2 separate regions of the Homo sapiens genome follow, and region 1 is linked to region 2. Evidence: chromatin loops called from intact Hi-C (ENCODE). Cell type or tissue: CD4-positive, alpha-beta T cell. All regions are shown on one strand. Each heading gives the region's core, and the rest is flanking DNA. Links, peaks and the distances in the headings are about the cores only. Region 1 holds the start of CFHR2 (complement factor H related 2). Region 2 has its middle 8.6 kb from the start of CFHR1.

Region 1 (16,516 bases), core at 6,231-14,230, 130 kb after region 2:
GTTCTGGTTTCTGTGATGAATAACATTTATTGATTCATGTTTGTTGAGCCAACCTTGCACCACAGGAATAAAGCCTACTTGATTGTGGTGTATTAGCGTTTTGATATGCTGCCAGATTCAGTTTGATCAGATTTTGTTGACTATTTTTGCATCTATGTTCATCAAGGATATTGACCAGAAGTTTTCCTTTTCAGCTGTGTCTCTGCCAGGTTTTGGCATTAGGGTGATGTTGGCCTCATAGAATGATTTAGGAAGGAGTACCTCCTCCTCAATTTTTTGGAATAGTTTCAGTAGGAATGATACCAGCTCTTCCTTTCATATCTGGTAGAATTTGCCTGTGAATCCGTCTGGTCCCGGGCTTTTGCTGGTTTGTAGGCTTTTAATTACTGATTCAATTTTGGAACTCATTTTTGCTTGGCTTGAAGATTGAATCTAAATGTCCATCAATGGTAGATTGGATTTTTAAAATGTGGTACACATTTACCATGGAATACTGTGCAGCCATAAAATATAGTGAGATAATGTCCTTTGCAGGAACAGAGATGGAGCTGGAGGCCATTAACTAAGCAAACTAACACAGGAACAGAAAACCAAATACCGTATGTTGTCACTTATAAGTGAAAGCTAAACACTGAATACATATGGATACAAAGAAGAGAACAACAGATACTTGAGGGTGGAGGATGGGAGGAGAGTGAAGATTTAACAAGCCACCTTTGACTACTATGCTTATTACCTAAGTGACAAAATAATTTGCACACCAAACCCCTCTGACATGCCATTTACCTATGTAGAAAACCTGCACATGTGCTCCCGAATCTAAAATAAAAGTAAAACATAAAATTAAAATAAAAAGTTAAACATGGGAGAAAGCAAAGATGATTTACTATTAGATAAATTTCCTAGATAGAGTGGTAGAGGTAAGAACGATTTGGGGATGAAACCAGCACTTATCTACAAATCTTTTCAAACACATCACAATTTTCTTCTTTTCTGCCTTTACCCATAATTTCTGAGTCCAGTTTAAAATGAACAGTTCTTGAAGCATCACTCATATTTAAACAGGAGTTACTGTCTATAGTTTTTAATTTAAATGAATTCAGAAGGGATTGGTGGGCCAGATGAAGGACTGGCAAATGACAGTCATGGGGAACTGTGGCCTGCTGCCTATTTTTGTAGGGCTCTGACTACAATGGTTTTTACATTTTGATATCTTTTTAAAATTAAAGTAAGAAAAATCATTTGATAATTAAAATATTCATAAAATTTATATGAAATTTACATATTTGTGTCCATAAAGTTTTATTGGAACACAACCATGTTCACTAGTTTACATATTCCCCATGGCTGTTTTTACACTATCAGGGCCAACAGAGTAGTTGCAACAGAGACCACAGAAGCTAGAATGTCCCGTCCTCTCACCTGGCCTAACCGGGCCTTCAGGTGGAAATGTTTTGTTACCAAGTAGAGGTAACAGGCCAGTAAGTTTGTACATTTCTAATCCTATCCCATGTGAATGAAAATAAACCAAGAAAGAAGCCTTAGCAAGATTCTTATTTCCAGTGAATAGGTTAACTCCATGGTCAAACCTGATATTTCTTTTTGGAGAGGAAAGTTTGGGTTAAAATAAGTGATAGATAAAAAGAAGGTGACATAATTGCCTAAATAAGAGATCTAACAAATATACTATTTAAAGGGAAAAATCAAACATAACTTTGCTTCTAGAGAGTCTTACAGCAAAAAAATAATTTTCTCTCTTACCTTTTAGTCTGATGTCTGTTACAGTGAAATACCTTGTCTCTCAAAGACCCTACTGAGAGGCGACAATGTGCTGGCAGCCCTCGCAGCCCTCGCAGCCCTCACTCGCTTTTGGTGCCTCCTCGGCCTTGGTGCCCACTCTGGTCGCTATTGAGGAGCCCTTCAGCCCGCTGCACTGTGGGAGCCCCTTTCTGGGCTGGCTGAGGCCGGAGCCGGCTCCCTCAGCTTGTGGGGAGGTATGGAGTGAGAGCCCCGGAAGGAGAGACGTGGGCGGGAACCCGGGCTGCGCCGCGGAGCTTGTGGGCCAGGAGGACTTCCGGGTGGGTGTGGTATCTGCGGGCCCGCACTTGGAATGGCCGGCCCGCGCAGCCGGCCCAGGCAGTGAGGGGCTTAGCACCCGGTCCAGCAGCTGCAGAGGGTTTTCTGGGTCCCCCAGCAGTGCCGGCAGGCCAGCGTGGAGCTTGAATTCTCGTGGGGCCTCAGCTGCCTCCCTGTGGGGCAGGGCTTGGGACCTGCAGCCAGCCATGCCTGAGCCACCCCACTGCCGTGGGCTCCTGTGCAGCCAGAGCCTCCCTGGCGAGAGCGGCCCCCTGCTCCGCAGTGCCCGTTCCCATTAACCGCCCAAGGGCTGAGGAGTGCAGGTGCAGGGCACAGGACTGGCAGGCAGCTCCCCCTGCAGCCAGGTGTGGGATCCACTAGGTCAAGGCAGCTGGGCTCCTGAGTCTAGTGGGGACTTGGCGAATCTTTATGTCTGGCTAAGGGATTGTAGATACACCAATCAGCACTGTGTGTCTAGCTCAAGGTTTGTAAATGCACCAAGCAGCCCTCTGTGTCTGGCTCCAGGTTTGTGTACGCACAAATCAGCACCCTGTATGTGGCTAATCTGGTGGGGACTTGGCGAACCTTTATGTCTAGCTAAGGGATTGTAAATACACCAATCAGCACTCTGTGTCTAGCTCCAGGTTTGTAAACGCAAGTAAAGGATGGGATGTATAGGAAGGACTTTATGGAGTACAGCTGGAGAATGCTGGAGCTCTTAGCAACAGAGGAAGCTATGGATTAGGTAAACTCTTGCATGATCATCTTACATGATCCCTGGAAGAAAATAGCATGAGTAGGACATCACAACCTGTTCTCATTTCTTTGCTCAGTTAGTAGGTAAAAGTCAAGTCATTATCCATTAAAACTTATCAACTGATGGAACACAATGGGCACCGAAAACAGAGAACACAAAACAAATAAAAAAGATGAAAATAAAATGTGTTGAAGTTTGTAAAATTATGCAGGATTTTAGAAATAAATTAATGTTTGTACTTTATATGTGCATAAATAAATCAATTAAAAGTTTTTCAGTTTTTTTTGAGACAGGGTCTCACTCTGTGCTGATGTCAATTCCCTGGTCTCAGTTATTGTACTTGATAATACATGGGAGGGCATAATCTACTGAAATTACTTAAAATAAGAAACAGAAAAACAAAAGGAAAATCTAAGTTTCCAAATTAGAAGAATGGAAGAAATATTCAGCAAAAAAATTGGAAAATAATTGTTGAGTACTGCTTCAAAAAAGAATAGACAAGAGAAGATACTGTTAATTCAACTAAAAATTGGCACTAGCTCTGTGAAAATTAACTCTGTGCTCATAAATAAATGATAACATCCCCTAGATTCAGACAAGCCAGTATTTAAATGTCAGAGAGTTTAGAAGAAGCCATCAAAACATTGACATGGTGAAGCCTTTCAAATAGAAGAGAAACCAGGAGAATGTGTTGTTCCATAGACCATGTGAGGCAGGTATTTCAAAATGGAAGGATGGGAAACTCATGTGAATTTTTGCTGATTATTCAGTTTCAACCAATGGATTTGATTACAAAGAAGATATTGATGACTGTTACAAGAGAGGTTTAAGTGTAGTGGTGGGAATGAAAAAATGAAATGAGGCAGAAATTGTAGCTAATACATTGGAGTCATTGTATTATAAAATGAGAAGAGAATTGGGAGATTACTAGAAAGAGATTTGGTTCCACAAAAGATTTTTTGAGCTTTTTTTGTTGTTGTTGCTCTTTAAGATGGAAGATGTTTGGTATTTTTGCATATTGGCAGAAATAATTTGAAAAATGGAGAAATTAATGATACAGTTGAGAGGGAATAATTGAAAGAGCAAAATCGTTGCATAGGAAAGAGGGGATCAAATCTGGTAGAGACCATAACAGGATAGGAGTAAGGATCAACATCCAGTGAAACAGGAGACAATGCAGAAAAGTATGTGTGTGAACAGCAGGTAGTTTTCTTCTGATTGCTTCTATATCTAGATGAAAAAAATAAATAAAGTCATTAGCAAAGTACAAGGTGCGGACTGATGGTTAAGGAGGGAGATAATAAAACAGAGGAGGAGAAAGGAAGTGTCAAAATCATTTAGGCCCATGATCATTAATTTAAAGCAAGGCAAGTCAGCACCGTTGCATTTGGTTTTTTTTTTCAACTTTTCATAATGTAAACCTTTATTTATTTATTTATCTTTATTATTATGCTTTAAGTTCTAGGGTACATGTGCACAATGTGCAAGTTTGCTACGTAGGTATAAATGTGCCATGTTGGTTTGCTGCACCCATCAACTCGTCATTTACATTAGGTATTTATCCTAATGCTATCACTCCCCCTGCCCCCCACCCCATGATAGGCCCTGGTGTGTGATGTCCCCCGCCCTGTGTCTAAGTGTTCTCATTGTTCAATTCCCACCTATGAATGAGAACATGCGGTGTTTGGTTTTCTGTCCTTGTGATAGTTTGCTGGGAATGATGGTTTCCAGTTTCATCCATGTCCCTTCAAAGGACATGAACTCATCCTTTTTATGGCTGCATAGTATTCCATGGTGTATATGTGCCACAGTTTCTTAATCCAGTCTACCACTGATGGACATTTGGGCTAGTTCCAAGCCTTTGCAATTGAGAATAGTGCCACGATAAACATACGTGTGCATGTGTCTTTATAGTAGCATGATTTATAATCCCTTGGGTATATATACCCAGTAATGGGATGGCTGGGTCAAATGGTATTTCTAGTTCTAGATCCTTGAGGAATTGCCACACTGTCTTCCACAATGGTTGAACTAATTTACACTCCTAGCAACAGTGTAAAAGTGTTCCTATTTGTCCACATCCTCTCCAGCATTTGGTGTTTCCTGACTTATTAATGGTCGCCATTCTAAATGGTGTGAGATGGTATCTCATTGCCGTTTTGATTTGCATTTCTCTGATGACCAGTGATGATGAGCATTTTTTCATGTGTCTGTTGGCTGAATAAATATCTTCTTTTGAGAAGAGTCTGTTCTTATCCTTTGCCCACTTTTTGATGGGTTTGTTTTTTTCTTCTAAATTTGTTAAGTTCTTTGTAGATTCTGGCTATCAGCCGTTTATCAGATGGGTAGATTGCAAAAAATTTTCTCCCATTCTGTAGGTTGCCCGTTCACCCTGATGGTAGTTTCTTTTGCTGTGCACAAGTTCTTTAGTGTAATTAGATCCCATTTGTCTATTTTGGCTTTTGTTGCCATTGCTTTTGGTGTTTTAGTGATGAAGTCCTTGCCCGTGCCTATGTCCTGAATGGTATGGCTTAGGTTTTCTTTTTGGGTTTTTATGGTTTTGGGTCTAACATTTAAGTCTTTAATCCATCTTGAATTAATTTTTGTATAAGGTGTAAGGAAGGGATCCAGTTTCAGCTTTCTATATATGGCTAGCCAGTTTTCCCAACACCATTTAAGAAATAGGAAATCCTTTCTCCATTTCTTGTTTTTCTCAGGTTTGTCAAAGATCAGATGGTTGTAGATGTGTGGTGTTATTTCTGAGGCCTCTGTTCTGGTCCATTGGTCTATATCTCTGTTTTGGTACCGGTACCATGCTGTACCATGCTGTTTTGGTTACTGTAGCATAGTTTGAAGTCAGGTAGCGTGAAGCTTCCAGCTTTGTTCTTTTTGCTTAGGATTGCTTTGGTAATGAGGGCTCTTTTTTGGTTCCATATGAACTTTAAAGTAGTTTTGTCCAATTCTGTGAAGAAAGACATTGGTAGCTTGATGGGAATGGCATTGAATCTATAAATCACCTTGGGCAGTATGGCCATTTTCACAATATTGATTCTTCCTATCCATGAGCATGAAATGTTCTTCCATTTGTTTGTGTCCTTTTTTATTTCGTTGAGCAGTGGATCATAGTTCTCCATGAAGAGGTCCTTCACATCCCTTGTAAGTTGGATTCCTAGGTATTTTATTCTCCTTGTAGCAATTGTGAGTGAGAGTTCACTCATGATTTGGCTTTCTGCTTGTCTGTTATTGGTGTGTAGGAAAGCTTGTGATTTTTGCACATTGACTTTGTATCCTGAGACTTTGCTGAAGTTGCTTACCAGCCTAAGGAGATTTTGGGCTGAGACGATGGGGTTTTCTAAATATACAATCATGTCATCTGCAAACAGAGACAATTTGACTTCCTCTTTTCCTAATTGAATACCCTTTGTTTCTTTCTCTTGACGGAAATCCCTGGCCAGAACTTCCAAAACTATGTTGAATAGGAGTGGTGAGAGAGGACATCCCTGTCGTGTGTCAGTTTTCAAAGGTAATGCTTCCAGTTTTTGCCCATTTAGAATGATATTCGCTGAGGATTTGTCATAAATAGCTCTTATTATTTTGAGATGTATTCCATCAATACCTAGTTCCCTGAGAGTTTTTAGCATGAAGGCTGTTGAATTTTGTTGAAGGCCTTTTCTGCATCTATTGAGATAATCATGTGGTTTTTGTCTTTGGTTCTGTTTATGTGGTGAAGTATGTTTATTGATTTGCATATGTTTAACCAGCCTTGCATCCTAGAGATGAGGCCGACTTGATCGTGGTGGATAAGCTTTTTGATGTGCTGCTGGATTCCGTTTGCCAGTATTTTATTGAGGATTTTTGCATCAATGTTCATCAGGGATATTGGTCTAAAATTCTATTTTTTTGTTGCGTCTCTGCCAGGTTTTGGTGTCAGGGTGATGTTGACCTCATAAAATGAGTTAGGGAGGAGTCCCGCTTTTTCTATTGATTGGAATAGTTTCAGAAGGAATGGTACCAGCTCCTCTTTGTACCTTTGGTAGAATTCAGCTGTAAATCCATCTGCTCCTGGACTTTTTTTGGTTGGTAGGACATTAATTATTGCCTCAATTTCAGAACCTGTTATTGGTCTATTCAGACATTCAAATTCTTCCTGGTTTAGTCTTGGGAGGATGTATGTGTTCAGGAATTTATCCATTTCTTCTAGATTGTCTAGTTTATTTGCGTAGAGGTGTTTATAGTATTCTCTGATGGTAGTTTGTATTTCTGTGGGATCGGTGGTGATATCCCCTTTATCATTTTTTATTGCGTCTATTTGATTCCTTTCTCTTTTCTTCTTTATTAGTATTGCTAGGGGTATGTTAATTTTGTTGATTCTTTCAAAAAACCAGTTCCTGGATTCCTTGATTTTTTGAAGGGTTTTTTGTGTGTCTATGTCCTTCAGTTCTGCTCTGATCTTAGTTATTTCTTGCCTTCTGCTAGCTTTTGAATTTGTTTGCTCTTGCTTGTCTACTTCTTTTAATTGTGAGGTTAAGGTGTCGATTTTAGATCTTTCCTGCTTTCTCTTGTGGGCATTTGATGCTATAAATTTCCCTCTCTATACTGCTTTAAATGTGTCCCAGAGATTCTGGTAAGTTGTGTCTTTGTTCTTCTTGGTTTCAAAGAACGTATTTATTTCTGCCTTCATTTCATTATTTGCCCAGTAGTCATTCAGGAGCAGGTTGTTCAGTTTCCTTGTAGTTGTGTGGTTTTGAGTGAGTTTCTTAATCCTGAGTTCTAATTTGATTGCACTGTGGTCTGAGAGACAGTTTGTTGTGATTTCTGTTCTTTTACGTTTGCTGAGGAGTGCTTTACTTCCAACTATGTGGTCAATTTTAGAATAAGTACGATGTGGTGCTGAGAAGAATGTATATTCTGTTGATTTGGGGTGGAGAGTTCTGTAGATTTCTATTAGGTCTGCTTGGTGTAGAGCTGAGTTCAAGTCCTGGATATCCTTCTCAACCATCTATCTCATTAATCTGTCTGATATTGACAGTGGGGTGTTAAAATCTCCCATTATTATTGTGTGGGAGTCTAAGCCTCTTTGTAGGTCTCTAAGGACTTGCTTAGAATCTGGGTGCTCCTGTATTGGGTGCATATATATTTAGGATAGTTAGCTCTTCTTGTTGAATTGATCCCTTTGCCATTATGTAATAGCCTTCTTTGTCTCTTTTGATCTTTGTTGGTTGAAAGTCTGTTTTATCAGAGACTAGGATTGCAACCCCTGCTTTTTTTTTGCTCTCCATTTGCTTGGTAGATATTCCTCCATCCTTTTATTCTGAGCCATGTGTGTCTCTGCACGTGAGATGGGTCTCCTGAATACAGCACGCTGATGGGTCTTGACTCTTTATCCAATTTGCCAGTCTGTGTCTTTTAATTGGGGCATTTAGCCCATTTACCTTTTAGGTTAATATTGTTATGTATGAATTTGATCCTGTCATTATGATGTTAGCTGGTTATTTTGCCCATTAATTGATGCAGTTTCTTCATAGCATCAATGGTCTTTACAATTTGGCATGTTTTTGCAGTGGCTGGTGTCAGTTGTTCCTTTCCATGTTTAGTGCTTCCTTCAGGAGCACTTGTAAGGCAGGCCTGGTGGTGACAAAATCTCTCAGCATTTGCTTGTCTGTAAAGGATTTTATTTCTCCTTCACTTATGAAGCTTAGTTTGGCTGGATATGAAATTCTGGGTTGAAAATTCTTTTAAGATTGTTGCGTATTGGCCCCCACTGTCTTCTGGCTTATAGATTTTCTGCTGAGAGATCCGCTGTTAGTCTGATGGGCTTCCCCTTGTGGGTAACCTGGCCTTTCTCTCTGGCTGCCCTTAACATTTTTTCCTTCATTTCACCCTTAGTGAATCTGACAGTTATGTGTCTTAGGGTTGCTCTTCTCAAGGAGTATCTTTGTGATGTTCTCTGTATTTCCTGAATTTGAATGTTGGCCTGCCATGCTAGGTTGGAGAAGTTCTCCTGGATGATATCCTGAAGAGTATTTTCCAACTTGGTTCCATTCTCCCCGTCACTTTCAGGTACACCAATCAAACGTAGATTTTGTCTTTTCACATAGTCCCATATTTCTTGGAGGCTTTGTTCATTCATTTTTACTCTTTTTTCTCTAAACTTCTCTTCTCACTTTATTTCATTAATTTGATCTTCAATCACTGATATCCTTTCTTCCACTTGATTGCATCAGCTATTGAAGCTTGTGCATGTGTCACGAAGTTCTCGTGCCATGGTGTTTAGCTCCATCAGGTCATTTAAGGTCTTCTCTATGCTGTTTATTCTAGTTAGCCATTCATCTAATCTTTTCTGAAGATTTTTAGCTTCCTTGCAATGGGCTCAAACATCCTCCTTTAGCTCGGAGAAGTTTGTTATTATTGACCTTCTGAAGCCTACTTCTGTCAACTCGTCAAAGTCATTTTCTGTCCAGCTTTGTCCCACGATCTTTGGAGGAGAAGAGGTGCTCTGGTTTTTCAAATTTTCAGCTTTTCTGCTCTAGTTTCTCCCCATCTTTGTGGTTTTTATCTACCTTTGGTCTTTGATGTTGGTGACCTACAGATGGGGTTTTGGTGTGGATGTCCTTTTTGTTGTTGTTGATGCTATTCCTTTCTGTTTGTTAGTTTTCCTTCTAACAGTCAGGTCCCTCAGCTGCAGGTCTGTTGGATTTTGCTGGAGGTCCACTCCAGACCCTGTTTGCCTGGGTATCACCAGCAGAGGCTGCAGAATAGCAAATATTGCAGAACAGCAAATATTGCTGCCTGATCCTTCCTCTGGAAGCTTTGTCCCAGAGGGGCACTCACCTGTATGAAGTGTAAGTTGTCCCCTACTGGAAGGTTGTCTCCCAGTTAGGCTACATGGGGGTCAGGGACCCACTTGAGAAGGCAGTCTGTCTGTTCTCAGAGCTCAAATGCCATGCTGGGAGAATCACCTCTCTCTTCAGAGCTGTCAGACAGGGACATTTAAAGTCTGCAGAAGTTTCTGCTCCCTTTTGTTTAGCTATGCCCTGCCCCCAGAGGTGGGGTCTACAGAGGCAGCAGGCCTAGCTGTGCTGCAGTGGGCTCCACCCAGTTCAAGCTTCCAGGCCACTTTGTTTACCTACTCAAGCCTCAGCAATAGCGAATGCCCCTCCCCCCACCAGGCTGTTGCCTCACAGGTTGATCTCAGACTGCTGCACTAGCAGTCAGCAAGGCTCCGTGGGTGTGGGACCCGCCGAGCCAGGAGCAGGAGAGTGTCTCCTGGTCTGTCGTTTACTAAGACCCTCGGAAAAGTGCAGTATTTGGGCAGGAATGTCCCATTTTTCCCAGGTGCAGTCTGCCATGGCTTCCCTTGGCTAGGAAAGGGAAATCCCCTGACCCCTTGCACTTCCAGGGTGAGGTGATGCCCCGCCCAGTTTCGGCTCCCCCTCCATGTGCTGCACCCACTGTCCAACCAGTCCCAGTGAGATGAACCAGGTACCTCAGTTGGAAATGCAGAAATCTCCCATCTTCTGCAGCTGGGAGCTGCAGACCAGAGCTGTTCCTATTCAGCCATCTTGGAGCGGTGACCGCATTTGTTTTTCTTGTAGACACACTCTGCTGCTTCAGTTCAGAGACAGGGCAGGCAGAGAATTTATTTGCAAAGGATTGAGGTTTTCTAAGACTTGGATTACAGAAAGAAAGAAAGGAATGGGCAGGAGAGTGTGTGCAAGGGATTGACTTACAGGGATGAACCATTGAATCTAATTTGGGTATGGTGGGAAGAGAGAAAGTGAAGGGAAAAGAATAGTGAAAAAGCATCAGTGTCATTGAATGATTGGAACAAATTTAGTAGAGTAAGTGAGCTAAAAAGATTGTGGAAATGGTCTAGAGTGTGACACCTAATATTTAGATAATTTAGGTAGTTTAATTGGAAATGATAAGGTTTAGATAGACTAGATTCAATAGTGGAGACTACTAATAGCTCACAGAGACTTCTCTGGTTTCTTGACTGAACATAGCTATATGCATTCCCATTGATTTCTGAACCACCATCAGTAAGTTTCATCTTAGTGGAAGTCCTTAGGCTGTCCCTTTCTCCAAATTTTGCCATTAAATTTTTGGCTGACTGGCCACTTTGTTGCTTGCCCCAGCTAATATCTTCTACACATATTAATCTTCTCTACTTGCTTCCCACTGTAACCTCTTTATATTCAACAGGATCCTTGGGCAGGGAATTTTCCACGCTATAAAGTCACTCCCCTCCAGTGGGGCAGCAGAGCTTCCAGTCCTCACAGCCTGCTTGCCTACCCAGGGTTCAACTTCTGAGCCACAGAACTGGGCTGTGAGACAAAGGTGGATAAAAGCAGCCACTCTTTTTTACTGAGATTTATGTGGACTTTCTGGAATAAATATTTCCCAACAGTATGCTCTTTGGCCAATTTCTAGAGATTATTTTTATAATTTTATCCAGTTTTATTGCTGCCTTTTGGTGGTGAGTGAATATACCAAGACCCAGAAATACCCATTCTCAAAGTCCCATCGGAACAAAATTATTCTGAAGTAAAATTGGTTCAACAATTTTGGGAACCATTACATACCAAAAATTATTCTTGATTTGACTTTTTATAGTCTACAAAATATGAAAACTATTAAGAAGTTACCTCATTCTTTTTTTTTTTTTTTTTTTGAGATGGAGTCTCGCTCTGTCACCCTGGCTGGAGGGGAGTGGTGCGATCTCAGCTCACTGTGAACTCCGCCTCCCGAGTTCACGCCATTCTCCTGCCTCAGCCTCCCAAGTAGCTGGGACTACAGGCACCTACCACCACGCCCAGCTAATTTTTGTATTTTCAGTAGAGATGGGGTTTCACCAGGTTAGCCAGGATGGTCTGAAGTTACCTCATTCTTAATACCAGTTTTAAGTGGAATTTATAACTAGAACAGTGATGCTGTTATGTTAAGATGAGGACTGATCACCTTCACTTGCTTGCCTACTGATGTAGCTGAACTCTTGGCTAGAAAAAAGAAGGGGCTTCCTCTTTCCTCTTCAATGGCCCATTTCTGAATATTCCAAACTCAGAGACTCAGGGACCACAACAAGGAAATTGAACAGCTTTTATTTTGCTCAAGTTAATATTACATGATAAACTCAGAGTATTATTGTGAAAACACTGATTAGACACTATTTGCTTATTTTGCACAACCCTCCATGAACTTTGATGTTTACCACAAAGGACTTTACTAAACTAGCTTCCAGTTAGTACACTGAAATTCAAAGTCATGCTCATAACTGTTAATGAAAGCAGATTCAAAGCAACACCACCACCACTGAAGTATTTTTAGTTATATAAGATTGGAACTACCAAGCATGTGGCTCCTGGTCAGTGTAATTCTAATCTCACGGATATCCTCTGTTGGGGGAGAAGGTAAGTTCAAAACAGACCTGAATATTTAGTTCCTTTTTCAGATACATTTATCGGTTTTTGTGTGTATGCTTACATATTTTTAAATGAATAAATGGATGAAAATATTTTAAATGAGTTATAATATTAATCTATTTTATGGAAATACTTTCTAACATGCAATTAGCAGGAAAATAGAATAAAATTAGTTATCTCCATCCTCTAAGTTGCAAAGGTAAATGGCCACCAAATAGAGAATGTAAAGAGGAATTAAATGAGGGAAAACCTGCTATACTAACGGTGGCAAGGTGAAGTATTAGTGTAATTCTGCATACACTCTGCAATGCCACTAACTAGAACAATCAATCTCAAAAAGATTTGGCCACCTTCAAAATGCTTTTTGGATTTTAGTTTCCTAGATTTGATCATTTAAATTTTAAAGGTCATTAAAATGGAGGAATTCCCATTTCAATCGAATTATCCTTCAACAGAGGGAAATATATTTTACTGAAACAATAGAAAATATCATTTATATATAAACCAGTGAACTGTCAAGAAATTGCTTCTTCTGAGCTCTTAAATGTTGAGAATGAAGTAATGTATCACCTCTTTATTAATACTACAAACGGCTTCTTATGATATTTTATAAATGGTCCCATTTTATTTCATGTTGAAATTAAGGCCACCATATCAAAGGAATTGCAAACAAAATCTCTACCAAGGTCTAGGATACTAATTAAACTATGTCTGTACTTGGAGTTTCGATCATTATGCTTTACCCTTTGATTTCCAAAAAGTTTTTACTTTACTGTTTTGCTGTTTCCTAATGTTTCCAGACCTTTGAACTTTTATTTGAACAGTTTCTCATCAGTCCTGACATAACAGAACAACATGAACAATAACATGCTTTCCTTTAAATATTTGCCCTTAGAAATGTTGCAAAATATTATTTCTATTGCTTGAAATTCATTTTTTTTTTGAGATGGACTTTCACTCTTGTTTCCCAGGCTGGAGTGCAATGGTGTGATTTCGGCTCACCACAACTTCCATCTCCTGGGTTCAAGCAATTCTCCTGCGTCAGCCTCCCAAGTGGCTAGGATTACAGGCATGCACCACCACGCCTGGCTAATTTTGTATTTTTAGTAGAGATGGGGTTTCTCCATGTTGGTCAGGCTGGTCTCGAACTCCCGACCTCAGGTGATCTGCCTGCCTCGGCCTCCCACAGTGTTGGGATTGCAGGCATAAGCCACCACGCCTAGCCCTTGAAATTCGTTTTATTTTGTTTTCACTTTTAGTGCTGAGTTGTAATCACAGGAGTGCGATTGTATGAGTGTATTTGATTTTTCTTAAGTCTGTGTTTATGGTATTTATTAAGTGGCTTATACACCTATTACACATGGCATTACATGAGGATTTCTAAATAGGGGGGTAGCAGAGGAAAATAAGTGAAAAATATGAGAGAAATATGTAGAATTTTGACAATTCCTAACCCTCCTCCCACCAAAAAAAAGTTCAAGCTTCAATCCAGTCTCTGGGAGAAACTTCAGTGAAATTCTATCTAAAGGTTGCCTAGATGTTAAATGATCTGTAAGTGTGTGTTACACTGTCATTTAGGTGTCTACTGAGAGACCTGCCAAACAGCAAAAACAACACACTGAAGCAACACATTTGTATACATAGAAAGCTGCATGCTTCCAGTAGCAAAATATTTATCAAGCACTATGTTGTGCTTCATGTAGCAAAGAAGCTGGAAGAAAATGACAACCCTAACCACACCTCACTGCAACTTACAGTGTCCTAAAGAAAAGCAAAATGTAAATAGGCAAATAAATTGCAAGGCTATATATAGGTGACTGTGAGTGAGTGTGTGTGTGTGTGTGTGTGTGTGTGTATAAACAGTCATGCATCACTTAATGATAGGGACACGTTCTGAGAAGTGCGTCCTTAGGCGATTTCCTTCTTATTCAAACATTATAGAGTGGACTTACACAAACCTAGGTTTTATAGCCTACTAGGTAACTAGGCCATATGGTATAGCCTGTCGCTCCTAGGCTGCAAACCTGTACAGCATGTTACTGTACTGAATACTGTGGGCAACTGTAGCACAATTGTAAGTATATGTTTATCTCAATATAGCAAAGTACAATAAAAATACAGTATAAAATATTAAAAACGGCAGACTTGTATAGGGCTTTTACCATGAATAGGGTGTGTAGGACTGAAAGTTGCTCTCAGTAAGTCATTACATGAGTGGTGAGTGAATGTGATGGCTTAGAACATCACCATACACGACTAGAGGTGGTATAAACACTGTATACTTAGGCTAAACTAATTTATTTTATTTATTTATTTACTTCAATAGTTTTGGGGGAGCAGGTGGTTTTTGGTTACATGGATAAGTTCTTCAGTGCTAATTACTGAGCTTTTGATGCACCCAGGATAGACTAAATTTATTTTAAACTTTTCTTCGATAATAAATTAACCTTAGTTTATGTTGACCTTTTTACTTCATCAACTTTAATTTTTATGTCTTTCGAGATAATATTTAGCTTAAAAAACATTGTAGAGATGTACAAAAGATTTTTTCTTTCTGTTCTTGTGCTATAAGCTTTTATCTTTTAAATATTTTACTTATTTATTTACTTTTTAAACCTTTTTGTTAAAAACAGACACAAACACACATATTAACCTCAGCCTACAAAGGGTTAGGATCATCAGTATCACTGTCTTCTTCCTCCGCTCTTGTCCCACTAGAAGATCTTCAGGGCAGTAACAGGCATGGAGCTGTCCTCTCCTATGATAACAAAGGTTTCTTCTGGAATAGTTCCTGAAGGATCTGCCTCAGGAAACATTAACCGTTTTACAGTTAATTTTTTTAACCAGTAGAAGAAGTTAACTATAAAATACTGATAACAATTATACTATATGAAATACATTAACCAGTAACACTTCTATATTGTCATCATCAAGTATTATGTACTGTACAAAATTGTGTGTGGCATATTTTTATGTGACTGGCAATGCTGTAGGTTTATTTACACCGGCATTGCCACAAACATGTGAGTAATATATTACACTGCTATGTTATGATGGCTATTAGGTGATAGGAATTTTTCAGCTACACTATAATCTTATGGGTCCACTGTCACATGAGCGATCAGTCATTGACCAAAATGTCATTATGTGGTGAATATCTGTACAACTGTATATATGTATGTGTGTGTGTGTGTGTGTGTGTGTATCCCAGAAGAAATATATTCATAATATTCTATCAGAATGTTGAGACAAGAAAAATTATTTTCTACTTTTGAAGTGGGTGGTTGTGTAAAGGAGGCTTGCAAGAAGACATTAACACTCCTAGCTAGCACCATTGCAGATATGCACAATGAATACTTGATGAATGTCATAGAGTTAATTCTGAAGCATAGGTACAATATAACTGGGTGATGAAAACCAAGTTATTCTGGATAGCAAAGAATATGTAAGTACAAATGTATGAAAATAAACTACTATAATTTTGGAGGAGTGAAGGATAACTAAAAGAGTTATGGTAGGTTAATACTATCAAGATGGGAGTCTTTCCCTCAATACCTTTACCAAAACTATCTAATGTCAAATTTTAAACAGTTAGATAATCAGTTTCACGTTTCACAAAGTGAAAATATTTCAAATATTGTGCAACATTAAACATTACTTCTAGACAGATGAAAAAGAGAAATTTCTGTTGATTTGTCAGCTTAATTTCTGCACACATCTTCCAAATAAGGTGAAAAATAAAATTATTTCTTATGCAACAGTACTATATTGCAACAATATCTTGACATAAAAACAAAGAGCAGTAATATATGAGGAACTATCTTGAGCTAAATACATACTCAAAGATAAAGTATATCAAACCCATGGAATGTACAACATCAAGAGTGAACCCCAACATAAACTATGAACTTTGGGTGATAATTATATTGACGGTGAGGGAGGTTATGCATGTGGTAGGGAAGAGGAAGTGGTATATAGAAATCTCTACCTTCCACTCAATTTTGCTGTGAAAAACTTGTTAATAAAATATAAAGTCTTATAAAAATATGTGTGTATATATATGAATGTGTACACAAAGAAAGAGTCAAAAAGTATGAAGATTTCACCCATTTTCTACATTGTTTTAATTTTTCCTGCACCATCGTGTATATGGATGTATATATACATATATACACTAGTCCTTTAGTATCCTCAAGGAATTGGTTCCAGGACTCTACCCACCCCCAGTAGATACCAAAATCCAAGGATATGCAAGTCTCTA
Region 2 (16,516 bases), core at 5,401-13,400:
AGTTGCCTTTAAGTAAAGATTACCCTTGATAATATGGGCGGGTCACATTCAATCAATTGAAGCAGTAAGAGTCAAAACTTCGGCTTCCCAAAGAAGAAATTCTACCTTAAGACTGTAACATCAACTCTTCTCTGAGTTTCTACTCTATTAACCTGCCCTGTGAATTTTGGACTTGCTTATACTCACAAATCAAGTAAACCAATTGCATAAAACAAATCTCTATCTCATCTATCTATACACACCTCACACTATACATTCTGTTTCTCTGGAAAACACTAATACATCATCTTACCACTTCACATTTTTAAGCAATTAAAATCTCTCACTATCTTCCCAAGATTTGGTATTACTTAATATTCACTAGAGAGGCTGGTTTGACCGATTATAAAATTCCCATTTAACAAGAATAACTAAGACCAGGTGAAGAGAGCCCTTTTCCAAAATCTGACTATAAGTCGGTAATTGAATTCACTACCAAATTACAAACCATTTATTTCAAGGACTCTGTGGAAAGATTAATCTGGCAGGCACCGATACTTCTCTGTTTTGCAAAACAGACCACATATTTAATGTTATTTCTCTAGTATTGATGGTCATTTGGTCTTTAAATCCTGGCGCTTGGAAGGTAGGATCTGTTGATGAAGGGTCAGAGTGAAGGAGTGCCATGATTTAACCTGTATCTCCCCAAGTCTCCATCAAAACCTTTGTCACACATGAAGCCAATTATATTTGGTTCAGATATTTATCTCAATATTGCTGGGGTTGAATGTTCATTTGCTTTACTTTCCACCATGAGATGTTTTAATATCACCAAACTTGCTAGCAGCAACCAAGAAAATGTATTTCTAGTAATTTCTCCATCATTTTGTATCACATTCTAAATACATATATATATATATATATATATATATATATATATATATATATATATATAAAACAAACTCTTGAGTCAAAGTCATATACTCCAAACTACACTCCTACAATTCATTCCAGATAATCTTCCTCTGAGGATTTTCCCTTCAGACAAAGAGTGGATTGGTAACACCCTGGCAATAAACATTTGTCATACCCTTCATCCTATCCTCCTTAAATTTCATGGTGCCTTTGCCATATCATGAAGAAGGAAAGAAGCTCAGTGTCCACTTCTGATACCACTCTGCCACTCCTACACTGCTAAGCTAACAGCAGTGATCTTGCTTTCAGAACTAGCAATTCACATTTTTACCTATCATTATGTTAACTGCTGAAAATTATTTAACACAGCATTAATGTCAACAGCATAGTGAGAATTGTGACTCTTATGTGTAGTGTCTGATTATCCTAATCTTCACCTTGAATTCATATGTTTAAGGGAGATGACTCAATGAGTGTCTGTGACCTCTGAAGTTCTTCCATCTCCTTTCCTTTATTAGTTGATGAGCTCCCTCAGCTGCATCTTATGAAATCCAGTTATTTATTATACTTATTTTAGATGAACAACCTAAAAAATGTGATTTGAGCACTTAACTCAGATTCTTATTTATCTTCAATCTGGTGTACACCTAAAGATTCTCTTGCAAGAATTTTAACAAGGGTCAAATTATCAGTCTTCTATGAAATTACAGAAAATATCACAGACTTGTTTTTAAAACTTTTCTTAAAGAAACAGGCAGAAAACTGTCAAAAACATGGGTGAGCGCTACCGAGGTAGAGAAATAAAACATTACTCTTTCATTAGATACAATTAAACTTTGAAAACACATTTAAATATGATTTCTAAAATAGGTAAGACTTGGTTACATTTGATGACACCAATAAAGATGAACTAGGTAAGTAATCATAATGGAGTACATTCTTAAATGCAATTATTTTTATGACACATACGTACCTCAGAGTGGAGATAAATTAAAATATTAGTATGTAATGTATCATAGTTACTATGTTTTGCAGATTAAAGATGTCCACAAATAATTTGAAAATCCTCTGATTAAGTGACCTATTTCCCCATCATCTTGAACTTGTGCTAACCCATGACTTTTCTGACCAATAGGATATGGTATAAGTATCTCTATGCCAGTTACGGATGTAAGCTTTAAAAAAATAGCAGCTTCTGCCTTGGTGTCTTGTAGCTTCTAATCAGCATGAGAGAATTCTGGGTACCCTGTAGAGAGGCCCTGAGAGTGACAGGAGTCACCTAAACCCCAAATTTCACTTGTTGCTGGCAAAGCACCAAATATGTGACTGAAGACATATTGAACCCTCCACCGCAGAAGATTAACCAGATGAATAACAATGAATGTCTCCATTAATACACAGAAAATAAAAGATTTATCCATTTGATCCCCACCAAAATTCTATGCCCCATAGAATTGTGAGATGTCATTAAATGGTATATTAGAAAAGAAGAAATATCTCAAAACACTAACCTAAGTTCCAACTTAAGAAGGTAGGAAATCATGAATATTAGTGTATAAATCAATGAAGCAAGTGCAATATAGAAAAAACTGTTTTCTTAATCTTCTCAAAGAATGAATAAAACCAATCAAAGTTAGTTCTTTGAGAAGAATAAATGATATATTTCTAGCAAGAACAATGAAGAAAAAAAGAAGAAACAAATTACCTGTCATTTGGCATAGTATAGGGCATTGACTGACATGGTTCCAATAGTTGAAGGGTATACAATTATTTTAACTTCTGAAATGTCCAAAGTGTCAGGGTTTTGTCTGAAAAACACACCAAAAAAAAGAGAATACCCAAAAGAGTTCCATTATTAAATGGAAATTTTATATGAAGGAAAATTCTACAAGAAGGTACAGCAATGGCCTTGGTCATATTCATGAGCAAATACCTCCTCTTTTTCTGGGACTCACTCTAGAGACTGCTGAAGCTCTGTCTTAGGCTACTGAAGGAAAAGTTTAAAGGGATTCTCCATTAGAACACCTGCTGCCAGAGGCTAGATGATTATCCTGTCTTTCTGATGGCAGTTCATAAATGAATGGTTACTACTCTACCTGGAAAGTTGTGGCAGATCCTCATGGGTAAATATAAGACTAAAGGAATTCAATAGGGTAAACTTTAATGTGTTTTCTCGCTATTATGGAAGACATTGAGGACATAAAAGGCCAGATCACATGGGTTGATACCAATTCATGACCAGTGATTAATTAATGCAAAAATAGTTGATTCAAGTACTTGTTGCCCGAGATACTACCTTTATGGGAATTAAAAAGACAAATCAAACTGGGACAAGCTGATGCCCACCAAAATAAAAACTCTACCAGGATTGGAAAGCGACTGGAGTCAACAAATAGGTATTTCGGTTCATTACCTAGAAGTAACTACTTATATACATGAAAGGAATGGTCACAGAAGGACCTAAACCAACAGAAGCACCAGAAAAGGTATAAATTGTTTACCATAATGGTCCAGTTTCTTAGCAAGATAGGTAAGATTTAAAAATTCATTAGGACATATCCACTGGGGTGATGGCCCAGCATACAGCTAGTAAATAGATTATATTTGATGTTCGTTCTTAACACCAGGAAGATTTAAGCAAGCTTTGAAGGCCACTAAAACGTATTTGAGACTTGGTTTTTTTCATGGAAGTTAAATCTAACGTATGAAAATTAAATAATCTGAATTGTTTTTGCCCACCAAGTTATATTCTTCTGATCAAGGAAGCTATTTTACAGCACGTGATATACAACAATGGGCAAATAAACACCACATCGAATATATATATCATATCCTTTATCTTCTGCAGAGTAGTGGAAATATTTGAAATCATTAATTGAAATACCTGCCAAAAATAAAGACTGGGGCAGATAGGTCAGTAATAAAGGATGAAAGAGCTGGTTTACTTGTTTTCAAGTTGTGCATTAAAATTAAACATGAGATAATCATGTGGTTTTGTTTTTAGTTCTGGTTTCTGTGATGAATAACATTTATTGATTCATGTTTGTTGAGCCAACCTTGCACCACAGGAATAAAGCCTACTTGATTGTGGTGTATTAGCGTTTTGATATGCTGCCAGATTCAGTTTGATCAGATTTTGTTGACTATTTTTGCATCTATGTTCATCAAGGATATTGACCAGAAGTTTTCCTTTTCAGCTGTGTCTCTGCCAGGTTTTGGCATTAGGTGATGCTGGCCTCATAGAATGATTTAGGAAGGAGTCCCTCCTCCTCAATTTTTTGGAATAGTTTCAGTAGGAATGATACCAGCTCTTCCTTTCATATCTGGTAGAATTTGCCTGTGAATCCGTCTGGTCCTGGGCTTTTGCTGGTTGGTAGGCTTTTAATTACTGATTCAATTTTGGAACTCATTTTTGCTTGGCTTGGAGATTGAATCTAAATGTCCATCAACGGTAGATTGGATTTTTAAGATGTGGTACACATTTACCATGGAATACTGTGCAGCCGTAAAATATAGTGAGATAATGTCCTTTGCACGAACAGAGATGGAGCTGGAGGCCGTTATCTAAGCAAACTAACACAGGAACAGAAAACCAAATACCGTATGTTGTCACTTATAAGTGAAAGCTAAACACTGAGTACATATGGATACCAAGAAGAGAACAACAGATACTTGAGGGTGGAGGATGGGAGGAGAGTGAAGATTTAACAAGCCACCTTTTGAGTACTATGCTTATTACCTAAGTGACAAAATAATTTGCACACCAAACCCCTCTGACATGCCATTTACCTATGTAGCAAACCTGCACATGTGCTCCTGAATCTAAAATAAAAGTAAAACATAAAATTAAAATAAAAAGTTAAACATGGGAGAAACCAAAGATGATTTACTATTAGATAAATTTCCTAGATAGAGTGGTAGAAGTAAGAACGATTTGGGGATGAAACCGGCACTTATCTACAAGTCTTTTCAAACACAGCACAATTTTCTTCTTTTCTGCCTTACCCCATAATTTCTGAGTCCAGTTTAAAATGAACAGTTCTTGACACATCACTCATATTTAAACAGGAGTTACTGTCTATAGTTTTTAATTTAAATGAATTCAGAAGGGATTGGTGGGCCAGATGAAGGACTGGCAAATGACAGTCATGGGGAACTGTGGCCTGCTGCCTATTTTTGTAGGGCTCTGACTACAATGGTTTTTACATTTTGACATCTTTTTAAAATTAAAGTAAGAAAAATCATTTGATAATTAAAATATTCATAAAATTTATATGAAATTTACATATTTGTGTCCATAAAGTTTTATTGGAACACAACCATGTTCACTAGTTTACGTATTCCCCATGTTACACTATCAGGGCCAACAGAGTAGTTGCAACAGAGATCACAGAAGCTAGAATGTCCCGTCCTCTCACCTGGCCTAACCGGGCCTTCAGGTGGAAATGCTTTGTTACCAAGTAGAGGTAACAGGCCAGTAAGTTTGTACATTTCTAATCCTATCCCATGTGAATGAAAATAAACCAAGAAAGAAGCCTTAGCAAGATTGTTATTTCCAGTGAATAGGTTAACTCCATGGTCAAACCTGATATTTCTTTTTGGAGAGGAAAGTTTGGGTTAAAATAAGTGATAGATAAAAAGAAGGTGACATAATTGCCTAAATAAGAGATCTAACAAATATACTATTTAAAGGGAAAAATCAAACATAACTTTGCTTCTAGAGAGTCTTACAGCAAAAAAATAATTTTCTCTCTTACCTTTTAGTCTGATGTCTGTTACAGTGAAATACCTTGTCTCACAAAGACCCTACTGAGAGGCGACAGTGTGCTGGCAGCCCTCGCAGCCTTCACTCGCTTTTGGTGCCTCCTCGGCCTCGGCACCCACTCTGGCCGCTATTGAGGAGCCCTTCAGCCCACTGCACTGTGGGAGCCCCTTTCTGGGCTGGCTGAGGCCAGAGCTGGCTCCCTCAGCTTGCGGGGAGGTGTGGAGTGAGAGGCCCGGAGGGAGAGACATGGGCAGGAACCCGGGCTGCCCACAGAGCTTGTGGGCCAGGAGGACTTCCAGGTGGGTGTGGGATCTGCAGGCCCACACTTGGAATGGCCGGCCAGCACAGCCAGCCCGGGCAGTGAGGGGCTTAGCACCCAGGCCAGCAGCTGCAGAGGGTGATCCGGGTCCCCCAGCAGTGCCAGCAGGCCAGCGCAGAGCTCGAACTCTCACCAGGCCTCAGCTGCCTCCCTGTGGGGCAGGGCTTGGGACCTGCAGCCAGCCATGCCTGAGCCACCCCGCTGCCATGGGCTCCTGTGCAGCCAGAGCCTCCCTGACGAGCACTGCCCGCTGCTCCGCAGCGCCCGTTCCCATTAACCGCCCAAGGGCTGAGGAGTGCGGGTGCAGGGTGCAGGACTGGCAGGCAGCTCTGCCTGCAGCCAGCTGTGGGATCCACTAGGTGAAGCCAGCTGGGCTCCTGAGTCTAGTGGGGACTTGGCGAACCTTTATGTCTGGCTAAGGGATTGTAGATACACCAATCAGCACTGTGTGTCCAGCTCAAGGTTTGTAAATGCACCAAGCAGCACTCTGTGTCTGGCTCCAGGTTTGTGAATGCACCAATCAGCACTCTGTATGTGGCTAATCTGGTGGGGACTTGGAGAACCTTTATGTCTAGCTAAGGGATTGTAAATAAACCAATCAGCACTCTGTGTCTAGCTCAAGGTAAACGCACCAATCAGCACCCTGTCAAAACAGACCAATCAGCTCTCTGTAAAACAGACCAATCAGCTTTCTGTAAAATGGACCAATCAGCAGGATGTGCGTGGGGCCAGATAAGGGATAAACGCAGGCTGCCCCAGCCAGCAGTGGCAACCCTCGGGGGTCCAGTTCTACACTGTTCTTTCCCTCTTTGCAATAAATCTTGCTGCTGCTCACTCTTTGGTTCCACACTGCATTTATGAGCTGTAACACTCACTGCAGAGGTCTGCAGCTTCACTCTTGAGGCCAGCCAGTGAGACCACGAACCCACTAAGAGGAACGAACAACTCCAGATGGGAGGAACGAACAACTCCAGATGGGAGGAACGAACAACACCAGACATCCCACCTTAAGAGCTGTGACACTCACTGAAGGTCTGCAGCTTCACTCCTGAAGCCAGTGAGACCACGAACCCACCAGAAGGAAGAAGCTCCAAACGTGTGAACATCAGAAGGAACAAACTCCAGATGCATCACCTTTAAGAACTGTAACACTCACCGCGAGGGTCCGCGGCTTCATTCTTGAAGTCAGTGAGACCAAGAACCCACTAATTCCAGACACACTACCATTACTAAAACAAAATGCCATGGATCTGGGAAGCAGCAGGCTTGAGCAACATCATTACTGGAGTGATGTATAGCATATGCTTCAGTGAAACAAAGGAAATTCAGGTTTCTCACACACACACATGCTGATGTGGTTTGTATCTGTAGAAAAAATGCATCCTGTATGACCCAGTGGTGGTAGGACAAAGAAGTCTGCGTGTGAGTTCTATGGATGGATCCCTCAACGAACAACCCTCTCCTACTGCTGCTGTGCCCTTTGCCTGTGATACAGCCTTTTTGTGAGCATAAGTTGTTTGAGTCCTGTGAATTCCTTCAGCAATCCAACACCAACATTCTTACCACCTGGTAAGACTAAACAACTTAATATATATAAAAGCAAATAAAATACTTCTACATGAAAACTATCCCAATAAATGTCTATGTCTTTCATTAAATACTGCTTCAGTCATTAAATAATGTATATTTGTAGGAGTACATCTGCATCTCTGAGTTTCATCTGCAAAATGGAGATGACATTTTTGAAATCAGAATTTAATTCACAAATGTATGTAAATAGGTTTTAGTATACTGGGCATTTAACAATACTTATAACCATATAGTAAGTATTCAATAAATCGAAGCTACTGTTATCATTTATATTATTCAAAGGAAAACAGAGTTGGTCAGTAGAAACCTACTTTTTCTTTTTGCATCAGCCTATGTAACAAGAAATTTTTTCTCCTGCAACTTGATCACACAGGTCAGCAGCAGTGAGTTAAAGGCAGCTTATAGATATAACAGATACAAAATCCCACATATAAAAACTATAACAATATAATAAGCACATTAATAGAAAAAGATGAAAGACACTACAAGAATTTAGACAAAAAATAAACACCCTCTTGGAGGCCAGGAAATAGATCTGAAAGGAGATGATATTTCATGTGAGGTTCAAACTTGCATATAATTTTGGTAGGTAGATGCGGAGAAAATCAATACTTAGGAGAAACAGAATGTGAAAGACCAACAACAAGATAAAGAAAAAACATAATTGGGAAGTTTCAAAAAGTTAGCATGACTAAAACTCAGGGTATTCACTGTGATGAGTGATGTGAGGTATGGAATCAGAAAAGATTTTAAGATTTTATAGACCTGACAAGAAGACTGAACTTTACTCAGAGAGTGATCAGGGAGCCATGGATGGATTTTAAGCAAGTGAGATGCATAGACAGACGGACCACGGTTTCATGAGCGTGGAGACTGAATTACAGTCAGGAAGTCAGGAGTTAACAATATAGAATGTTCAGATAGGAGCAGCACTATTTGAGACATCAGTTTCTACCGTGTGTGATTTGTAATATCCAGTACAATATCTATGCAAAATGAATTTGACATTTATTGAGACATAAGAAATACTTTTTTTAAGTATCAGGTTTCTTACTTCATAAAGGTGAAATACTAAAATATTTGAGAATACAAAAATGGGCATTTGTAGCCCCAATAAACATCAAATTCAAGAAGAAAATTAATTGGAAATTCCATGCAAATCATGTACAATAAAAAATTATAATATTAAAAACTGATTCAATTTACTGAGAAAATCAGTGATGTTCCAGTAGAAAGGTACAGGCATAAATAATTCATACAGTTAAAGCAAAATAGTAAACAAGTAAATGGAAAGTGTTCAAAAAATGTAAATACTTTTGTAAAAAACAGTAGAATGTTTTATTATAAAATTAGTAAGATTAAATATTTAAGCCTATACAGTTATGGTAGAAACAGTTTACATATACATAGTTTGAGTCAGCATAAACAGATATGTATAGGTTTATAAACAACATGCTAGGGTTTAACCAGAACCTAAAAAAATGCACCAATATTTTGTCTTTTCCTTCCCACTACTCAAAATTTACGTAAATAACTTTTTAAAATATTATTTACAAACAATTTTTCTGCAACTTCACTATAACCAGAAAAACTGAGAGCACTCTTATTACCCAAAAAGAAATATTAAATTATATGACAGGAGTTGTAAATACTTAAGCTTACATTAAAATAAAATCATATTAATGGTTTTAAATATAACATGAAATGTAAAATCTCTATACTGTTCTTAAATGATTTTAAAACTATCCACAAATATGCAAGAAAATAGAAAATCCTTGAGAGTGGTTGACAGACAAACAAGAAAGATACTGAAGTGTAAAGCTTGACTGTTTTGGGAACAAAAAGTTATCCTGATTGAGTTGAAAAAAGGCTGAAGAAGGAAATGAAGGTGTTTTCCATTAGCAACCATTCATAAATTACTTTCAGGGCACCAAACATGATATAAAACATCTGAGAGCATTTTTAGTAAACTTGCACAATTCTGCTATGAGACATATTTTTCTAAAATGGTTTGGTCTTGAGCATCAGTAGGAAGAATATGTCCTGTAAGTAAAGGATGGGATGTATAGGAAGGACTTTATGGAGTACAGCTGGAGAATGCTGGAGCTCTTAGCAACGGAGGAAGCTATGGATTAGGTAAACTCTTGCATGATCAGCTTACATGATCCCTGGAGGAAAATAGCATGAGTAGGACATCACAACCTGTTCTCATTTCTTTGCTCAGTTAGTAGGTAAAAGTCAAGTCATTATCCATTAAAACTTATCAACTGATGGAACACAATGGGCACCGAAAACAGAGAACACAAAACAAATAAAAAAGATGAAAATAAAATGTGTTGAAGTTTGTAAAATTATACAGGATTTTAGAAATAAATTAATGTTTGTACTTTATATGTGCATAAATAAATCAATTAAAAGTTTTTCAGTTTTTTTTGAGACAGGGTCTCACTCTGTGCTGATGTCAATTCCCTGGTCTCAGTTATTGTACTTGATAATACATGGGAGGGCATAATCTACTGAAATTACTTAAAATAAGAAACAGAAAAACAAAAGGAAAATCTAAGTTTCCAAATTAGAAGAATGGAAGAAATATTCAGCAAAAAAATTGGAAAATAATTGTTGAGTACTGCTTCAAAAAAGAATAGACAAGAGAAGATACTGTTAATTCAACTAAAAATTGGCACTAGCTCTGTGAAAATTAACTCTGTGCTCATAAATAAATGATAACATCCCCTAGATTCAGACAAGCCAGTATTTAAATGTCAGAGAGTTTAGAAGAAGCCATCAAAACATTGACATGGTGAAGCCTTTCAGACAGAAGAGAAACCAGGAGAATGTGTTGTTCCATAGACCATGTGAAGCAGGTATTTCAAAATGGAAGGATGGGAAACTCATGTGAATTTTTGCTGATTATTCAGTTTCAACCAATGGATTTGATTACAAAGAAGATATTGATGACTGTTACAAGAGAGGTTTAAGTGTAGTGGTGGGAATGAAAAAATGAAATGAGGCAGAAATTGTAGCTAATACATTGGAGTCATTGTATTATAAAATGAGAAGAGAATTGGGAGCTTACTAGAAAGAGATTTGGTTCCACAAAGGATTTTTTGAGCTTTTTTTGTTGTTGTTGCTCTTTAAGATGGAAGATGTTTGGTATTTTCGCATATTGGCAGAAATAATTTGAAAAATGGAGAAATTAATGATAACAGTTGAGAGGGAATAATTGAAAGAGCAAAATCCTTGCATAGAAAAGAGGGGATCAAATCTGGTAGAGACCATAACAGGATAGGAGTAAGGATCAACATCCAGTGAAACAGGAGACAATGCAAAAAAGGATGTGTGTGAACAGCAGGTAGTTTTCTTCTGATTGCTTCTATATCTAGATGAAAAAAATAAATAAAGTCATTAGCAAAGTACAAGGTGAGGACTGATGGTTAAGGAGGGAGATAATAAAACAGAGGAGGAGAAAGGAAGTGTCAAAATCATTTAGGCCTATGATCATTAATTTAAAGCAAGGCAAGTCAGCACCGTTGCATTTGGTTTTTTTTTTCAACTCTTCATAATGTAAACCTTTATTTATTTATTTATCTTTATTATTATGCTTTAAGTTCTAGGGTACATGTGCACAATGTGCAAGTTTGCTACATAGGTATAAATGTGCCATGTTGGTTTGCTGCACCCATCAACTCGTCATTTACATTAGGTATTTATCCTAATGCTATCACTCCCCCTGCCCCCCACCCCATGATAGGCCCTGGTGTGTGATGTCCCCCGCCCTGTGTCTAAGTGTTCTCATTGTTCAATTCCCACCTATGAATGAGAACATGCGGTGTTTGGTTTTCTGTCCTTGTGATAGTTTGCTGGGAATGATGGTTTCCAGTTTCATCCATGTCCCTTCAAAGGACATGAACTCATCCTTTTTATGGCTGCATAGTATTCCATGGTGTATATGTGCCACAGTTTCTTAATCCAGTCTACCACTGATGGACATTTGGGCTAGTTCCAAGCCTTTGCAATTGAGAATAGTGCCATGATAAACATACGTGTGCATGTGTCTTTATAGTAGCATGATTTATAATCCTTTGGGTATATATACCCAGTAATGGGATGGCTGGGTCAAATGGTATTTCTAGTTCTAGATCCTTGAGGAATTGCCACACTGTCTTCCACAATGGTTGAACTAATTTACACTCCTAGCAACAGTGTAAAAGTGTTCCTATTTGTCCACATCCTCTCCAGCATTTGGTGTTTCCTGACTTATTAATGGTCGCCATTCTAAATGGTGTGAGATGGTATCTCATTGCCATTTTGATTTGCATTTCTCTGATGACCAGTGATGATGAGCATTTTTTCATGTGTCTGTTGGCTGAATAAATATCTTCTTTTGAGAAGAGTCTGTTCTTATCCTTTGCCCACTTTTTGATGGGTTTGTTTTTTTCTTCTAAATTTGTTAAGTTCTTTGTAGATTCTGGCTATCAGCCGTTTATCAGATGGGTAGATTGCAAAAATTTTCTCCCATTCTGTAGGTTGCCCGTTCACCCTGATGGTAGTTTCTTTTGCTGTGCACAAGTTCTTCAGTGTAATTAGATCCCATTTGTCTATTTTGGCTTTTGTTGCCATTGCTTTTGGTGTTTTAGTGATGAAGTCCTTGCCCGTGCCTATGTCCTGAATGGTATGGCTTAGGTTTTCTTTTTGGGTTTTTATGGTTTTGGGTCTAACATTTAAGTCTTTAATCCATCTTGAATTAATTTTTGTATAAGGTGTAAGGAAGGGATCCAGTTTCAGCTTTCTATATATGGCTAGCCAGTTTTCCCAACACCATTTAAGAAATAGGAAATCCTTTCTCCATTTCTTGTTTTTCTCAGGTTTGTCAAAGATCAGATGGTTGTAGATGTGTGGTGTTATTTCTGAGGCCTCTGTTCTGGTCCATTGGTCTATATCTCTGTTTTGGTACCGGTACCATGCTGTACCATGCTGTTTTGGTTACTGTAGCATAGTTTGAAGTCAGGTAGCTTGAAGCCTCCAGCTTTGTTCTTTTTGCTTAGGATTGCTTTGGTAATGAGGGCTCTTTTTTGGTTCCATATGAACTTTAAAGTAGTTTAGTCCAATTCTGTGAAGAAAGACATTAGTAGCTTGATGGGAATGGCATTGAATCTATAAATCACCTTGGGCAGTATGGCCATTTTCACAATATTGATTCTTCCTATCCATGAGCATGAAATGTTCTTCCATTTGTTTGTGTCCTTTTTTATTTCGTTGAGCAGTGGATCATAGTTCTCCATGAAGAGGTCCGTCCTTCACATCCCTTGTAAGTTGGATTCCTAGGTATTTTATTCTCCTTGTAGCAATTGTGAGTGAGAGTTCACTCATGATTTGACTTTCTGCTTGTCTGTTATTGGTGTGTAGGAAAGCTTGTGATTTTTGCACATTGACTTTGTATCCTGAGACTTTGCTGAAGTTGCTTACCAGCCTAAGGAGATTTTGGGCTGAGACGATGGGGTTTTCTAAATACACAATCATGTCATCTGCAAACAGAGACAATTTGACTTCCTCTTTTCCTAATTGAATACCCTTTATTTCTTTCTCTTGACGGAAATCCCCGGCCAGAACTTCCAAAACTATGTTGAATAGGAGTGGTGAGAGAGGACATCCCTGTCGTGTGTCAGTTTTCAAAGGGAATGCTTCCAGTTTTTGCCCATTTAGAATGATATTCGCTGAGGGTTTGTCATAAATAGCTCTTATTATTTTGAGATGCATTCCATCAATACCTAGTTCCCCGAGAGTTTTTAGCATGAAGGGCTGTTGAATTTTGTTGAAGGCCTTTTCTGCATCTATCGAGATAATCATGTGGTTTTTGTCTTTGGTTCTGTTTATGTGGTGGAGTATGTGTATTGATTTGCATATGTTTAACCAGCCTTGCATCCTAGAGATGAGGCCGACTTGATCGTGGTGGATAAGCTTTTTGATGTGCTGCTGGATTCCGTTTGCCAGTATTTTATTGAGGATTTTCGCATCAATGTTCATCAGGGATATTGGTCTAAAATTCTATTTTTTTGTTGTGTCTCTGCCAGGTTTTGGTGTCAGGATGATGTTGGCCTCATAAAATGAGTTAGGGAGGAGTCCCGCTTTTTGTATTGATTGGAATAGTTTCAGAAGGAATGGTACCAGCTCCTCTTTGTACCTTTGGTAGAATTCAGCTGTAAATCCATCTGCTCCTGGACTTTTTTTGGTTGGTAGGACATTAATTATTGCCTCAATTTCAGAACCTGTTATTGGTCTATTCAGACATTCAAATTCTTCCTGGTTTAGTCTTGGGAGGATGTATGTGTTCAGGAATTTATCCATTTCTTCTAGATTGTCTAGTTTATTTGCATAGAGGTGTTTATAGTATTCTCTGATGGTAGTTTGTATTTCTGTGGGATCGGTGGTGATATCCCCTTTATCATTTTTTATTGCATCTATTTGATTCCTTTCTCTTTTCTTCTTTATTAGTATTGCTAGGGGTATATTAATTTTGTTGATTCTTTCAAATTTTCAGCTTTTCTGCTCTGGTTTCTCCCCATCTTTGTGGTTTTTACCTACCTTTGGTCTTTGATGTTGGTGACCTTCAGATGGGGTTTTGGTGTGGATGTCCTTTTTGTTGATGTTGATGCTATTCCTTTCTGTTTGTTAGTTTTCCTTCTAACAATCAGGTCCCTCAGCTGCAGGTCTGTTGGATTTTGCTGGAGGTCCACTCCAGACCCTGTTTCCTGGGTATCACCAGCAGAGGCTGTAGAATAGCAAATATTGCAGAACAGCAAATATTGCTGCCTGATCCTTCCTCTGGAAGCTTTGTCCCAGAGGGGCACTTGCCTGTATGAGGTGTAAGTCGTCGCCTACTGGGAGGTTGTCTCCCAGTTAGGCTACATAGGGGTCAGGGACCCACTTGAGGAGGCAGTCTGTCTGTTCTCAGAGCTCAAATGCCATGCTGGGAGAACCACCTCACTCTTCAGAGCTGTCAGACAGGGACGTTTAAAGTTTGCTGCCTTTTGTTTAGCTATGCCCTGCCCCCAGAGGTGGGGTCTACAGAGGCAGCAGGCCTAGCTGTGCTGCAGTGGGCTCCACCCAGTTCAAGCTTTCAGGCCACTTTGTTTACCTACTCAAGCCTCAGCAATAGCGGATGCCCCTCCCCCCACCAGGCTGTTGCCTCACAGGTTGATCTCAGACTGCTGCACTAGCAGTCAGCAAGGCTCCGTGGGTGTGGGACCCACCGAACCAGGAGCAGGAGAGTGTCTCCTGGTCTGCCGTTTACTAAGACCCTCGGAAAAGTGCAGTATTTGGGCAGGAATGTCCCATTTTTCCCAGGTGCAGTCTGCCATGGCTTCCCTTGGCTAGGAAAGGGAAATCCCCTGACCCCTTGCACTTCCAGGGTGAGGCAATGCCCCGCCCAGTTTCGGCTCCCCCTCCATGTGCTGTACCCACTGTCCAACCAGTCCCAATGAGATGAACCAGGTACCTCAATTGGAAATACAGAAATCTCCCATCCTCTGCGCTGGTCACGCTGGGAGCTGCAGACCAGAGCTGTTCCTATTCAGCCATCTTGGAGCGGTGACCGCATTTGTTTTTCTTGTAGACACACTCTGCTGCTTCAGTTCAGAGACAGGGCAGGCAGAGAATTTATTTGCAAAGGTTTGAGGTTTTCTAAAACTTGGATTACAGATAGAAAGAAAGGAATGGGCAGGAGAGTGTGTGCAAGGGATTGACTTACAGTGATGAACCATTGAATCTAATTTGGGTATGGTGGGAAGAGAGAAAGTGAAGGGAAAAGAATAGTGAAAAAGCATCAGTGTCATTGAATGGTTGGAACAAATTTAGTAGAGTAAGTGAGCTAAAAAGATTGTTGAAATGGTCTAGAGTGTGACACTTTAGATAATTTAGGTAGTTTAATTGGAAATGATAAGGTTTAGATAGACTAGAATCAATAGTGGAGACTAGTAGCTCACAGAGACTTCTCTGGTTTCTTGATTGAACATAGCTATATGCATTCCCATTGACTTCTGAACCACCATCAGTAAGTTTCATCTTAGTGGAAGTCCTTAGGCTGTCCCTTTCTCCAAATTTTGCCATTAAATTTTTGACTGACTGGCCACTTTGTTGCTTGCCCCAGCTAATATCCTCTACACATACTAATCTTCTCTACTTGCTTCCCACTGTAACCTCTTTATATTCAATAGGATCCTTGGGCAGGGAATTTTCCACGCTATAAAGTCACTCCCCTCCAGTGGAGCAGCAGAGTTTCCAGTCCACACAGACTGCTTGCCTACCCAGGGTTCAACTTCTGAGCCACAGAACTGAGCTGTGAGACAAAGGTGGATAAAAGCATCCACTCTTTTTTACTGAGATTTATGTGGACTTTCTGGAATAAATATTTCCCAACAGTATGCTCTTTGGCCAATTTCTAGAGATTATTTTTATAATTTTATCCAGTTTTATTGCTGCCTTTTGGTGGTGAGTGAATATACCAAGACCCAGAAATACCCATTCTCAAAGTCCCATCAGAACAAAATTATTTTGAAGTAAAATTTGTTCAACAATTTTGGGAACCATTACATACCAAAAATTATTCTTGATTTGACTTTTTATAGTCTAAAAATATGAAAACTATTAAGAAGTTACCTCATTCTTTTTTTTTTTTTTTTTTTTTTGAGACGGAGTCTCGCTCTGTCACCCTGGCTGGAGGGGAGTGGTGCGATCTCAGCTCACTGCGAACTCCGCCTCCCGAGTTCACGCCATTCTCCTGCCTCAGCCTCCCAAGTAGCTGGGACTACAGGCACCTACCACCACGCCCAGCTAATTTTTGTATTTTCAGTAGAGATGGGGTTTCACCATGTTAGCCAGGATGGTCTGAAGTTACCTCATTCTTAATACCAGTTTTAAGTGGAATTTATAACTAGAACAGTGATGCTGTT

What was found. Peaks named below come from ENCODE experiments on the same cell type or tissue, not always from the same donor. Only the 100,000 strongest peaks of a DNase experiment are listed, where the experiment ranks them.
Region 1: it touches region 2 in a loop (14-fold over the local background); 5 of 110 quality-filtered maps call a loop at or near these places.

What each region holds. Positions count from the first base shown.
Region 1 is chr1:196,931,696-196,948,211 of GRCh38, forward strand. CFHR2 (complement factor H related 2) reads left to right here and starts at 12,043. Exons shown (of 5, transcript NM_005666.4): 1 at 12,043-12,243. The coding sequence starts at 12,186. LOC105371675 (a long non-coding RNA gene) reads right to left here and starts at 2,018. Exons shown (of 3, transcript XR_007066779.1): 1 at 1,762-2,018. RefSeq lists enhancers at 1,988-2,487, 10,088-10,588. In CD4-positive, alpha-beta T cell, for the core only: no CTCF peak of the experiment used is centred there; no DNase peak of the experiment used is centred there.
Region 2 is chr1:196,802,915-196,819,430 of GRCh38, forward strand. No RefSeq gene overlaps it. Among named protein-coding and RNA genes, the nearest start is that of CFHR1, 8.6 kb to the right of the region's middle. In CD4-positive, alpha-beta T cell, for the core only: no CTCF peak of the experiment used is centred there; no DNase peak of the experiment used is centred there.